Regions from separate parts of the Homo sapiens genome. Here region 1 is linked to region 2. A link is a contact called in ENCODE Hi-C or POLR2A ChIA-PET data. All regions are on one chromosome and are shown on one strand. Each heading gives the region's core, a stretch centred on a gene start or an enhancer-like site at or near the end of the contact. The rest is flanking DNA. Distances are from core to core; before and after follow the strand shown. Region 1 has its middle 22 kb from the start of KRT85. Region 2 has its middle 28 kb from the start of SMIM41-AS1.

Region 1 (6,075 bases), core at 472-2,971, 200 kb before region 2:
AGCGGGGTCTCGGCGCCCCCCAACCTGCTGCTTGTCGTTCTCCACCTCTGCCGTCAGCCTCTGGATCATGCAGTTCAGCTCGTTGAGCTCATCCTTGGTTCTGCGGAGGTTCTCACCCTGTTGGGTCACTGTGGCCTTCACCTCCTCGCACTGCAGGTTGAGAGGCAAACACGCAGAAACAATGGCTAGAGGCTGCTGTCCCCGACCCAATCAGCCAGCCTACTGTTCCACAGCTCTCCCGCCTTCTGGCCCTGCTCTACCCAGGACCTCAGCGGCAGCCCCTCTAGAGTGCAGGAGTGCGTTTCCCAGGGAAACTCGAGGCTCACAGCTATCCTCCTGTCTCAGTGGGGCTGCCCTGCCCTCCAGACTACCTTGGTTTGGTATCAGGTCTCAGCCTCCACCCGGCTGCAGCTGGCAATATCATCATACTGAGCCTTGATCTAAGCCACAACCAAGTCCATGTTGAGCTCCCAGCTGTTGTCCATCTTCACCACCATGGAGGTGTCAGAGATTTGTGATTGAAGGAGGCAGATTTCCTGTAGAAGACAGCAACCAGTGCCCTCAACTCCAAATCCCCTTCTGATCCTATCTTCTCAGGAAATTAAAAAAAAAAAAAAATATCCCAACTCTGAAATTAGAAAACTACCAGCAAGTCAGGAAAATTTAAAAACTGTAGTTCTAAGAGGAAAAGGCTGGAATTGGGACTGTGGCCTCAAAGCAATGAGTAACGTGGAATTCTACTAATACAGGGATCAACAGAGCTGGATTTATGTGTATGCCGTCACCCCGGCTCACCCCGCCTTGGGGCCTGAATAATCCAGATCAGCTATAGCTCTATGCACAAATCTAATCAACCAGATTGTGGCCAGAGGGAGAGGCCTGGATTATCTGCTTGGGTTTTTACACTACCTAAATTAATAAATTAATTGTCAGATCTCCACTTCATGACATGGGAATTAACCACTTTCTTTCAAATCATCTTAAAGGAAGGGCATCACCCAGTTCCACCCGAACAAGAGAAAAATCCCCTCTGGTCACATAAGGAAAAATATCCAGGCCTAGGAGAGTCAAGAATGTACAGCTTTCCTAGAACCCAGGAACCAGGACAGGCCACACTCCAAGGAAACCCTCCCCTGTCTCCTCTCTCACTTGCTCTTCCAGAGATGGGGAGAGATTTACCTCCCCGTAGAGGGACTGCAGGAAGACTGACTCCTCCTTCAGCGGCTCACGTTGGCCTCCAGGTCCGTCTCGTGCAGATAGGTGTAGCCTACATCCTGGTGGAGATAGACACAAGAGGATGTGGAGTGACCTTTGTCCCCCTCGCTGTGCCCCTGAGCCTCGGCTCTCCTCAGCGGGCCCTGAGGCCACCTCCTGGCCCACCTCTCTGCCTCTGGCCTGACCCTGCCCAGCCACCCTTCACTTACAAGTCTAACCTAGACTTCTGATCTTCACCTTCAGGGACCCCCTAGAAGGGACAGAGCCTTTGTTGTCTGCCAGTGACGTTACCTCCCATTGCATAAATGAGACCACTTGGGGAAATGAAGTGGAGAGCCGAGGACCTTGCCAAAGAAGGAAGCCTCATACCACGGCCCAGAACGTCAGGCTGCTGCCTCCCAGCCAGACTGACCCACAGAGTACAAGCATGCGACAGTCACAGAGCCTCTCTGTAGGTTGTCCTCAGAGCCCAGGCCAGGAAACCACCAGCACTCAAATAGCTGACTCTCCTGCCTGAGACCAAGGCCAAGCCTCTATTGGCAGATCTGTCACCAGCCTTCACTCCACCCTGTGATACTCACAAATAAGGAGGCTGGCAAGCAAGCACATTACTTGTTAAAGAACATTCACATGCACTTTCACTCAGCAACATGAAACAAAAGGGAAACCATTCACAGTTTTATTCCCCAGGGCTTTTCCATCATCACCAATTGCACTGAATGATGGTCACACTTTGAAATCATTAACAAGCTGAGAACCAACCCCTAGTCTTGGATAACAGGGGGAGGCAATGCCCGCAAAAAACCAAGACGGAATTAAAATTGAACATTTCAGCCAATCCAGTAGTTTAAAAAAAGTCAAGCAGGAGCATGGTGAGGTTTTCTTTTTATGAAGGCTCTATCGGCACTGTCTGGATTCCTGCATGGGCTCTATGATGGCTTCTGCAACCAAACTAACCCACCTTCTTGTGCCAGGGGCTCCAGTACCTTACCACCAACAATTGGGCTAATGGGAACCTGACAGGGCCCACAGCATCAGAGCGTCCGGTGTCCAGGATTTAATTCTTCCCATGTGAGAACAGTTACTCACCTTCTTCAGCATCATGAACTCATTCTCAGCTGTGGCCCTGAGGGCCAGCTCTTCTTCATACCTGAGGAGAAACAACCCAGGTGGAAAGGCCCCTGGGACTGAGGACCTGGCCAGGCCAGAGCCCAGGTGTGCCAAACTCCCTGGTTTTCTCCTTTCTCTGTGCCTTTGGAGAAGAGGTTTTGCCTCTCTGGACTTCTATTTCCCAGCCACAAAGAACCCATTGGAAGGACACTGGACTTGAAGTCCAGGTCCCTGGTATCTGGTCCCAGCTTAACTGAAGTTGCTGCAAAACCTGAAGCAAGACATTTAATCTCTTTGTGTCTTGGTCTAAATCACCTGAAGTGCAGTGAGTCACTCAATAAATATTTGTGGAACTATTTAAAAACAGACAGATATTCCACAGAGCCTTTAAATTCTACACTGTACAAAACACAAAGCTCTATGAAGCCACCCCCATGAGGTTTTATTCCCCCTGCCCCAATATCCAAGGACTTGAATTCCTAGAAGCAACCCCTTCTTCAAGCCATTCCCCCACCCTCCTCCAGCAGCCCAGCCCTCTTCCTCCTGCCTGTGAGATTGTAGCCCAGGAGCAGCCCTGCCCCCACAAAGAAGACCAGAGTTCCCAGAGCCCAGAGCATGGTTTTCATAACTTTATTATTATTTTGTTTTTTGAAACGGAGTTTCGCTCTTGTTGCCCAGGCTGGAGTGCAGTGGCGTGATCTCGGCTCACTGCAACCTCCACCTCCCGGGTTCAAGCGATTCTCCTGCCTCAGCCTCCTGAGTAGCTGGGATTACAGGCGCCCACCACCACACCCAGCTAAATTTTTTTTGTATTATTAGTAGAGACGCGGTTTCACCATGTTGGCCAGGCTGGCCTTGAACTCCTGACCTCAGGTGATCCACCCACCTCGGCCTCCCAGAGTGCTGGGATTACAGGCATGAGCCACTGCGCCCGGCCTGTTTTCATAACTTTTGAATTCCATGGTCATTTGGGGCTACAGTAAGCACTCAGCTCTATAATTACCAGCCCGCACACCCCCAGAGTGGGAGACAGACCTTGACGCCTGCACACTGAGGATTGTGTCTACATTTGCTTCACCCCAAGGGACATGAGGACCCACTGCTGGGTCCAGCCAGATGGTAAAACCTGAACTTCCAAGAATCCCAAGCAGGGTTGGAATTACCAGGATTGATTGAGGTCAAAATCACCCTTCACTCTGTCTGTATCTACAAGGTAAGTACAGTGACCCGGTGAGTTTAGACTAGGTAATGAACAAGCTAAATAACTCAGGAAAACCCAAATTTACATTGGTATTTGAATTGTGGAGCCCTGCAGAACGATAACCTGATGGTTTATCTGCAGAATAAATAAAGGAAGAATCCAAGTTCATCAGATACTTGGAATGGCTTCAGCCAATTCATTTTCAGATACCTCTCCAGGGCCTTTCCCTTTCCCCCCGTCCTAGCTCTGACTGCTCCGGGCTCCTCCTCTCCAGCCCTGCTGTCCTTGCTCCTCCTGTTTCATTTGTTCCTATCTCTTCATCTCTGCATCAGTCTGTACCCTGAATGTGTGTCCCATCCCTCCCAGACAGGGAACTCTTCTCTAAATCTTTTCCCAGCCCCCAGCACAGGGGTGTAAGAACTAGGAGCTGACACGAGATAAAGCAGACGGTAAAGCAGAAGTGTCTGATAGCTTGTCAGGGCAACCCTGGCCTTCAGCAGTCTCAGCTTCTGGAGGAGTTGTGTGATCTCAGCTAAGACTGACTCCACTGCCTAGAACCATCCCAGCCCTGTCATGCTCACTTCTTCTTGTAGCCCTCCAGCGCCTCCTGCGTGCAGTTGAGCTCTGAGGCCAGCCTGCCACTGTCGGCCTCCACGCACTCAGCCTCCCGCCGCAGAGTCGCCATGTAGCCCTGCAACAGGGGCTCCAGGTTGCTCTCGCAGCACTCGCGGTTCTGGTAGAACTGCAGCTTGGTCTCCAGCAGTTTGTTCTGCTGCTCCAGGAAGCGCACCTGCCATTCAGGAAGGAGGAAAGAGACTGAGGGGAAAGCCTGAGAGCAGGTTTTGCCTGGTCCCCCAGAGCTCTTTCTGCCATTGAGGATGGCCCCCGCCCTGCAGCAGCCTGTGACCTTCCCCAGGAGGCCAAATTATTGGCAAAGTCTGAAAGTGCAGGTCACAAGTAGTCCCCAAGTAACTTCTCTCCACCCACCCCCCTTCCCAGAAAGAGCACACTATTTATAAACGTTCGTTTATTCTACACAGAATGAAATTAACATCCTGCAGAAATATTTCATACTATGCATACTAGGCAAATAATGATCCCCCCAAAGGTGCCTGCACTAGAGGGATTTGAAACATGAGAAGGACTCAACCCGCTATTATGGCTTTGAAGATGGAGGAAGAGGGGGCCACAAGCCAAGGAATGTGGATAGCCTCTGGAAGCTGAGAACAACCTCTGGCAGCCAGCCAGCAAGAGAACAGGGACCTCAGTCCTGCAACCACAAGGACCTCAATTCTGCCAAAAGCCTAAATGTCCCTGGAAACAGATGCTCCCCTGGGGCCTCCAAAAAGAAATGCAGCCCTGCCGACACCTTAACATCAGCCTTTTAGGTAGTAAATTTGTGTTGTTTTAAGTTGCTAAGTTTGTGGGCATTTGTACAACAGCAATTTTTAAATGTACATACCATGACTCTTCCTTACCTCTGGTGCTGGGGCACTGAAGCCCAGGACAGAGTATCCCAGACCAGGAATTAGGAGACCTCTCACTCTAACTCTGCCACCAACCAGACCACTTTGCCTCATTCTCACTGAATTGCATTGTAAAACAAGACAGGAGAAATACATTAGCAGTGGTACACTGGCAGCTCCAGGCCCTATCAGGCCCACAGGCATGTCTTACTTGCCTTGCACACTGTTTTATAGAGATCTGATTAGTTGCCAACACTTAATAACTGAGTGGTTTCAAGTAAGAATCTGGATCTCTCTGACCCTCTTGACATACCAGAAGTTCTGGCAAGGCTAGGTAGGCCTGTGGCTGGAGTGAGCAGCAGCTACTGTCCCTCTAGGTGGGCATGCCTCTCAAGTTTGGCTTCATTCATGTGACCCACCAAGCCCCCGTTGAAGTTTGCATTTACCAGCCCTAAAGCAGGTGATTTCTTCTCCAACCCTAACCTCTTGGGAGTACAAGCCTGGTACAAACCCTCAACTGTCCAATTGTCCGTGCTTGAGGGACAAGGAACAAAAACTCTGATTATCCAAAAGGCATCTGCCTTGGATTTCAACATGCAGACCCAGGTCATGGGACAGCCCTCTGGCAGGATTAAACCCACCATATCAATGCACTTTGTAGTCTGGAGCTCAATGCAGTTTGGAGCCTGCAGGAAGAAGGCTGGAGGGAAGAGGGTGGCCATCAGCAACCCCAAGGGAGGGAAAAGCCAGCCTGGTGCAGTGGTATAAGTTCCTCTCCCCAGACCCAGAACTGGTTCCTCTCAACGGAGAGAGCAGCATTCATGGGTGATGCCCAAAAGGCCACATGCAGAGACCCCTTTGAGCATGCACTCTCAGGGTTCTCACTGTGCTTTTGAGCAAATTAGGAAAAGATGCCTCCAGCCCCCTGCCAGGGCACATGGCTCTGCAAGCAAAGCCTGGGCTGGATTTCAACCTCCCCTGCTCTTGCTAGGTGTCCTTGTGCAATGAATAACCTGCCTAACTCTACAGTGAGCTTCTTTGTGCTGATGGAAGGGAAGAGTAATCTGGACAGCCAGCGGTATG
Region 2 (6,216 bases), core at 193-2,692:
TTCCCCATGCCAGGTGCCCCCACCCAAGTCTGGGGCAGGACGGCCGGAGCTCCATGGGGTGAGGGGGTGTGGGGTTGCTGGGCTCGGGCCAGGACTGAGATGCCACAGAAGCTGGTGTTCTGCCAGGGCGGGGCAGGCAGGCCTGGGGGCAGAGGCGGGCCTGGCCTCTCCCCACCTGGCAGAAGGCATTTCTTACCTAATAAGGTGCTTTATTCTCTGCCTCAAACAGCTTCTGACAAAGCAGGGTGGTGCAGGGGGTGGGGCCAGCTCCTGGGGCCACACCCCGCCCGCTCACCCCACTGCACCAGGCTAGGCCTTTCTGGGGGCAGCAGGGTCTGTAGCAGACCCTGGTCTACCTGAGAAAAGCAGGCGAGCTCCAGCTGGCCTCCGAGAACCCAAGCCTGGCCTAGGATGCAGGGCCCCTGTGTGCCCATCCTCACCCTTGTGGGAGGGGGCTGTCCACATGCAGTTCAGGGCCCAGGTTCCCCGAACCTGCACTGCTTTCCCCCAACACCCGGTATAAGCCAAGCTGCCTCTCCTGCCCCATCCCACACACACAGATATGCACACACTTCCTGCGCTGTCCCTGGGGGCAGTGAGGCCTGGATCCCCCAAGTAGGGAGGTCCCCCAGGACCTCCCACTGTTAGCCCAGAGAAAGCAGGTCAGGGCCGCTCCAGGGAGTCCAGCAGAGCCCTGTGTCTTCATCCTCAGAGGCAGTGGAGGGGCCTGGGCGCCAGGCCCCATGCCTGGGAGGGACAGTGACACAACTCCCCATGGGAAGATCTGGCCCCAGGCCCTGTGGGCCCCTGCCTGACTGAGCGAGGGGTGGTGTCGAGGGGGTCCTAGTGGTGAGCTGGACTGAAGTGGAGGAAGGGCCGGGACCAGGCCACACAGAGCACCTGAGGAGGAGCGTCCCAGTGGGACACATGCTAGTCGGGTGACTCTGGACAACTATTAGCAACCCCGGTGTCCGCATCTGTAAAGTGGGAACAATGCACCTTCCTCTCAGAACTGTTTCAAGGATCCAGTGGGTGCACAGTTTGGACAGATGGCACATGGTCACCTGCATATGCCCTTTATCAGGCAGCGGGGGAAGGCTCTGTGTGCCCCTCAGGGTCTCCAGCTGTGCCTGCAGGTCCCCCTCCAGGCCCTAACCAGGGAGTAACCACGAAGAGAAGGAAGGCCTTCTCAGCAAACAGCTGAGTTTGCTCCAGGAGCACAGGGCCCTTAGTCACCAAGGAGCTTCTTGGGAATGTCTCACAGCACCACCGAGGGAAAGGCACCAGTGACGGCACCCACACCAGGGGGGCCCTCCGCTCTCAGGGCGCCGTGTCCTGAGCTCCAGTGTGTGGATCTCTGTGAGTGTGGCGGTGTATGGCTCTGGTGTCCCGCCAGCAGCTCGGCCACACCCGGGTGACTCAGGGCTGCAGCACGCACCCTACCCGGCCAGTGGGAGAACAAAGCCGCCAGCTCAGGGCCTGGGCATCCAGCCTGAGTCACATACAGGCACACCCAGCCCAGCCAGGAGCCCCCACCCCTCCGGACCCACCCCAGCCCAGGGCTCAGGAGCTCCCCCAATCCCTGCCACAGTGAGGAAACCGAAGTAGCCCCTCACACTGACTGGACTTGCCCAGGTGCGACCGGCTGAGATGAGGAGCTGGGCCCAAGGAAGCCTGGAGGTCTCGCTGAGACCAGGAGCAGAAGCCCACAACCAGGCCCCCGACTCCAGCTCAGTGCAGTAGCAGGGGACAGGCCCTGGCACAGGGAGCATCAGGCCTGAGGCCCAGGAGCCCAGCTTCCCCATGGGGCTGGACTCAGAGGGAAACCAAGGCAGAAGGAGAGGACCTCAGTGAGAGCCATGGGCCTGGCTCAGTCTGGGTTGAGGACACACTGTGGACACAGCCCTGACTCCCTGCCCCTCCGTCACTCTCAAATGTGGAGGAATCATGACAAGGTGAGACGGCCAGGCCTTCAGGTGACCGCTCTGCTTAAGACAATGAGGAGCAGCCCAGCCTCCCCGCCTAGACCTGGGAGTGAGGTTTGTGAGGAAAGGGGCCAGGGCTTGCTCTGCTAAGTGCGCCAACACCACCAGCGGCTCAAAGAAGGTGCTAAGGTTCCCAGACAAGGACCCAGAGTGAGGCCGAGGCAGGAGGGCAGGCAGCAGGCAGGGGTGGGGACCCTGGATTCCCCGGCAGGGGGGAACCCCAAACCCCAGGCCCTTTCCAGTGTGAAATGGGGGCCCCTGCTTCAGCTGATACTCCATCCCTGGAGAGTCTGGGGCTCCACTGCAGGATGCCACCTCCTGGAGCCCTGGTCCAAACCCAAAGGGTGGTGGGGTCTGGCCACCAGCTGGGTCTCCAACCAAGGCCATAGCTGAGAGCAACCCTGCAAAAAGGGAGAAAAAGCCCATCAGGGACACCACAGGGCAGAACGAGCAGATCCTCGGACACTCTCAGCAGGCCCCACGCACCTGATCCTACCCCAGAAGCCCTCGCCCTGACCCAGCCTCACCCAACCCCGAGCTGTGCCCGGTGCTAACTGCAAATGGCCCTCACCCTCAGCCCTGAATCCATCCCTTCATCTGACATGGTACTAATCCCAACCCTAACCCCAAATTTGAACTGTGCCCCAAACTCTACTTGCTTCTCTGTGCTCAAGCCCTACTCCATCCTCACAACCCAGCCCTAAACCAATCCCATCCTAAACCCCAGCTCTGACCCTCACCCCTCTCAGATCATCTGTGTGCCCAAAATTCCATTGTCAGCCCAACCACTGCTCCAAAACCTAACCAGCCCTCCAAGCCTTGCCTTCCCAGGCCCTTTCTAATCCTCCTCCCTATTCTATAGCCCAGGAGCACCGCACACCTCTATCGTCTCCAGTAACCCTCCGCTAAGCCCCCCAGCATCCACACTGCCCACAAACCCCACTTGTGCTCAGACTGCCCACACTGCGCCCACACTGGCCCCCTGTCCAGCCATCAGGAGCCTCTGCTGCACCCGACTGTGCACGCCCAGGCTGGGAGCTGACACAGAGGGACAGGGGCTGGGGACATGACGTGTTCCCCACTAAGAACAGCAGACGCCCTCCCAGCACCAGTGGCTTTATGGCAAGACTTGTAGGGGGTCATTCAGACTCAGGCCTCAGCCTGCCTGCCCTGCGGAGGTGGGGGATGGGTCAGAGCAGGCACTTCCGTGCCTTCCCAGCTCAGGGCCCCACTGCACACAGCCCCAAGCCCACTCCTCTCCCCCAGGCCCTGGGAATGCGCACCTTAGGGGAGGGAGTCAAACCCAGGCCCCTGGCATGGGTTCCAATACGCCCAGGGGACTCATCTTCCCCCTCACCCCACACCCCTCGATCCTGCCCCGCCCCCAGAGCACCCCAGTCCCTGCCCTACTCTAAAGGCCCAGCAGGCTGAAATGGAGACCCCCCACTCTCCTAGCCAGACTGGGGCCGGCAGTGGGTGGGGGCGGTGGTGCAGGACCCCTGGCTGGCCTCCCTCGCCTGCCCTCAGGCCCAGGCTGCATTCCCAGAAAGCCCAGGCCTGCCACTCAGGGACACACAAGCTGAGCTCAGCACCCTCCTCTGCTTCCCAGGAAGCTGCTGGGACTCTTCCCTCAGCCTCAGCCTGAAGTCCTCCTGCTGCAGTCACTGTCACAATGCTTCAGGGACCCTCGCAGGCAGGCCCAGGTGCCCCAGACTCACCAGGCCCGCCCAGCCCTCTCTCACCCCCTCAGCCTTCAAGCCAAGGTGGGCTTGGTAGGTCCTTTCCTTGGCCTGCCACTGTCCTGTCAGAAGCCCAGCCCATGGAGCAGGGGCCCCACGCCCCCACCGTAGTGGGCAGGGAAGACCCAGAGAGGTCGCAGTGTGGCACTTATCACTCAATGGAGCTGGAACATAACTCTCACCCTGCAGCAGGCCTCGGCCAGGCCGGGGCTCACCCCCAGAATCCCAGACAGGGGCAAGGGGTGTCTGAGGACAGTGGGAGCTGGGGAGAGGCAGAGGATCCAGGGATGGGTAAAGGCCAGGCCTCTGGGCCAGGGCTTCCCCAGATCTGCGCCAGGAAGTTCTTCTAGTCATCTAACCTCGATTCCCTACGATGCAGTCCAAGAGGAAAAGGAGATTCTCCTCCCAGTGAACCTCTCCCCTCCAGCTGCCATCCAGGCCCAGGCCCCGGCCCCTCTTGCCTGCTGACCACTCGGGCCCCTAGCCCCACCCCAGCTGGTCTCCCTGCCTGGGCCCCGCCCTCCACTACGGGCTCTTCACTAACGGTCAAGGCCCCAACACTCAGCCATCCCACCCAGCAGCCTGACCCCCACAGATCCTCACCACACCAGACCGCTATTGCTGTCAGGAGGTCCCACATCTTCCACCTCCCTGGTTTTGCTAGGCCGCCCATGGCCTGGAGTGCACTCCCTGGTGAAATCTTGTCTTTCCTACAAGGGGAGCGTCCCCTCTCTGAGCCCGGACCACTGTGCTCTGTGGTCTGATGGCCCTTTCCCCGCCCCTACCCCACAGCTTTGTGGTGGGCCTCTGCCACCCTCCAGCCCTCCAGCTTCCTGAGGGCACAGCCTCTCTGGGCGCAGCTCTTGCTGCCTGGCACAGCTGTGACACCTCCATCCCTCCTGCTACTGTGTGGAGGCCAGGCCCTAGGTGCTTCCCACTGTCCCTTCAACAGTCCTGCAACATTGGTGTCCTTCTCCCCATTGTACTTACAAGGACACTGAGGCTACAACCGTTTTAGGGATGAACCAAGGTGAAGAGTGGGGATTACACCTCAAAGCTCGCCCTCCAAAGGAGCCTGCTGAAGATCTGCCTCCAGTGGGTGATGAGGTGGGGAGCCCTGGGGAAGGAGCTGGAGGGCAAACGAGGCCAGGCCCAGCCTTTCACCTATGTCCAAGGAATCCTACCGTGAGGTCCCCAGGCTCCACAGAACCCACACCATGAACTCTGCCCACACCACACACACACACACACACACACACACACACACACACACACACACAGCTAAGCTGCATGTACACACCCACCCAGCTCCTGTACCCCCACACCCCGAGGCCTGTACCCACACACAGACGTGCTCCTCCCCAACCCCTCTCCTGGCCTTCTCCACCCACACCCAGACCTGCCGGGCAGGCCAAGCAGGCCCAGCTGCCGGGAGAGGCTCCAGAGGCTCCCCACCCCCACTTGGAGCCAGGATGCTGGGGTTCTGTGGGGCAGGAGCGCCCCCAGCTGACAGGTGTGGGACACATAGGGGACAAGGACCCAACCCAGGACCCAGACCAGAAAAAAAGAGTCCTCCGTGCCCCAGACCCCCTGGCCACCCACTGCTTCTAGAACTTACTGAGCACCCAGGCCCAAATTAGAGGGCATGACCCAGGGGAAGAGAAGAGAGGAGGTCAGGCCTGGCACCACGCTAGCAAAAACACAGTGGCCAGAGGCAGGCAGCGTGGCCAAAGTGTAGATGTTGCCTCGGGCTCAGTGATGGAGGGGCCAGGGGCTGGAGATGAAGAAAGGATCTCATGCGACTCTCAGGTTTCTGGGACTGGCTGGCTGGGGAGACCAAGGGGCTGGGAAGGCGGCTGAAGAGCTCATCTCAGACATGTTGGGTCTGAGGGACCTGAGCAGCTTCCTGGTGGAGGCCAGCAGGAGGGGGACACTCACGTCTGAAGCTCTGGCTAGTCAAGGGACATGGCAGGGAAGCGGGGAGATTCCTTATGGCCCACTGTCCCCCTGTCTGGCCTCTGCCCCATGCTCGTGCAAGTCTTCTCTTCTCAAAATGGGCTTAGTGCAGATAAGCCTCTGCTAAGGTCCCTTCCTGCCCTTGTGCTTGTCATTACCCGCCCACCCTCTCTCCACCGGGCCTCAGTGCCCTGCAGAGCCCTCCTGAGGACACACACTGAGGACACAGGTTCTATCAACTCCCATTAATTGAGCACTTACTATGTGCTAGGCACTTTGCTAAGGAGGTCACCAGCCTGAGTGAACATGGGGTCACTTTGACATCAATGCCCAAGTCAGAGAGGCTCCTGGCCCTCAGCTGCGTGCTGCAGGGCCTCAGGTAGTCCCTCAGAAAGTCCTCCAGTTAATTTCGGGGCCCCAGGAATACTGCCCTATAAGCAGGAGCAAGCCTGCACTGGCTGTGCTCTGCTTCCCTGCGAAGACACCGCTGCCTCCGTGGCATGAGAACTCTGCTCTGGAGAGCACCCATCCTCCAC

The links. A loop is a pair of places that touch in the nucleus more often than their neighbours do. ChIA-PET counts read pairs that join two places held with the same protein, here RNA polymerase II (POLR2A). Pooled maps may share reads with other maps.
Region 1: POLR2A ChIA-PET joins it to region 2 with 10 read pairs in BJ. The contact joins two enhancer-like sites. A Hi-C loop is called at or near these places in 1 of 168 maps with a recorded cell type or tissue (posterior vena cava) and 2 of 50 pooled maps. POLR2A ChIA-PET finds 5 or more read pairs at or near these places in 6 of 52 experiments (AG04450, BJ, H1 and 3 more).

What each region holds. Positions count from the first base shown.
Region 1 is chr12:52,342,462-52,348,536 of GRCh38, reverse strand. It overlaps the pseudogene KRT89P. Among named protein-coding and RNA genes, the nearest start is that of KRT85, 22 kb to the left of the region's middle. RefSeq lists an enhancer at 881-1,380. Within about 2 kb of position 1,721, at least 6 of the 41 ENCODE cell types and tissues checked have a DNase peak (open chromatin) inside an H3K27ac peak, as active enhancers do.
Region 2 is chr12:52,142,702-52,148,917 of GRCh38, reverse strand. No RefSeq gene overlaps it. Among named protein-coding and RNA genes, the nearest start is that of SMIM41-AS1, 28 kb to the right of the region's middle. RefSeq lists enhancers at 1,259-1,553, 4,098-4,915. Within about 2 kb of position 1,442, at least 28 of the 41 ENCODE cell types and tissues checked have a DNase peak (open chromatin) inside an H3K27ac peak, as active enhancers do.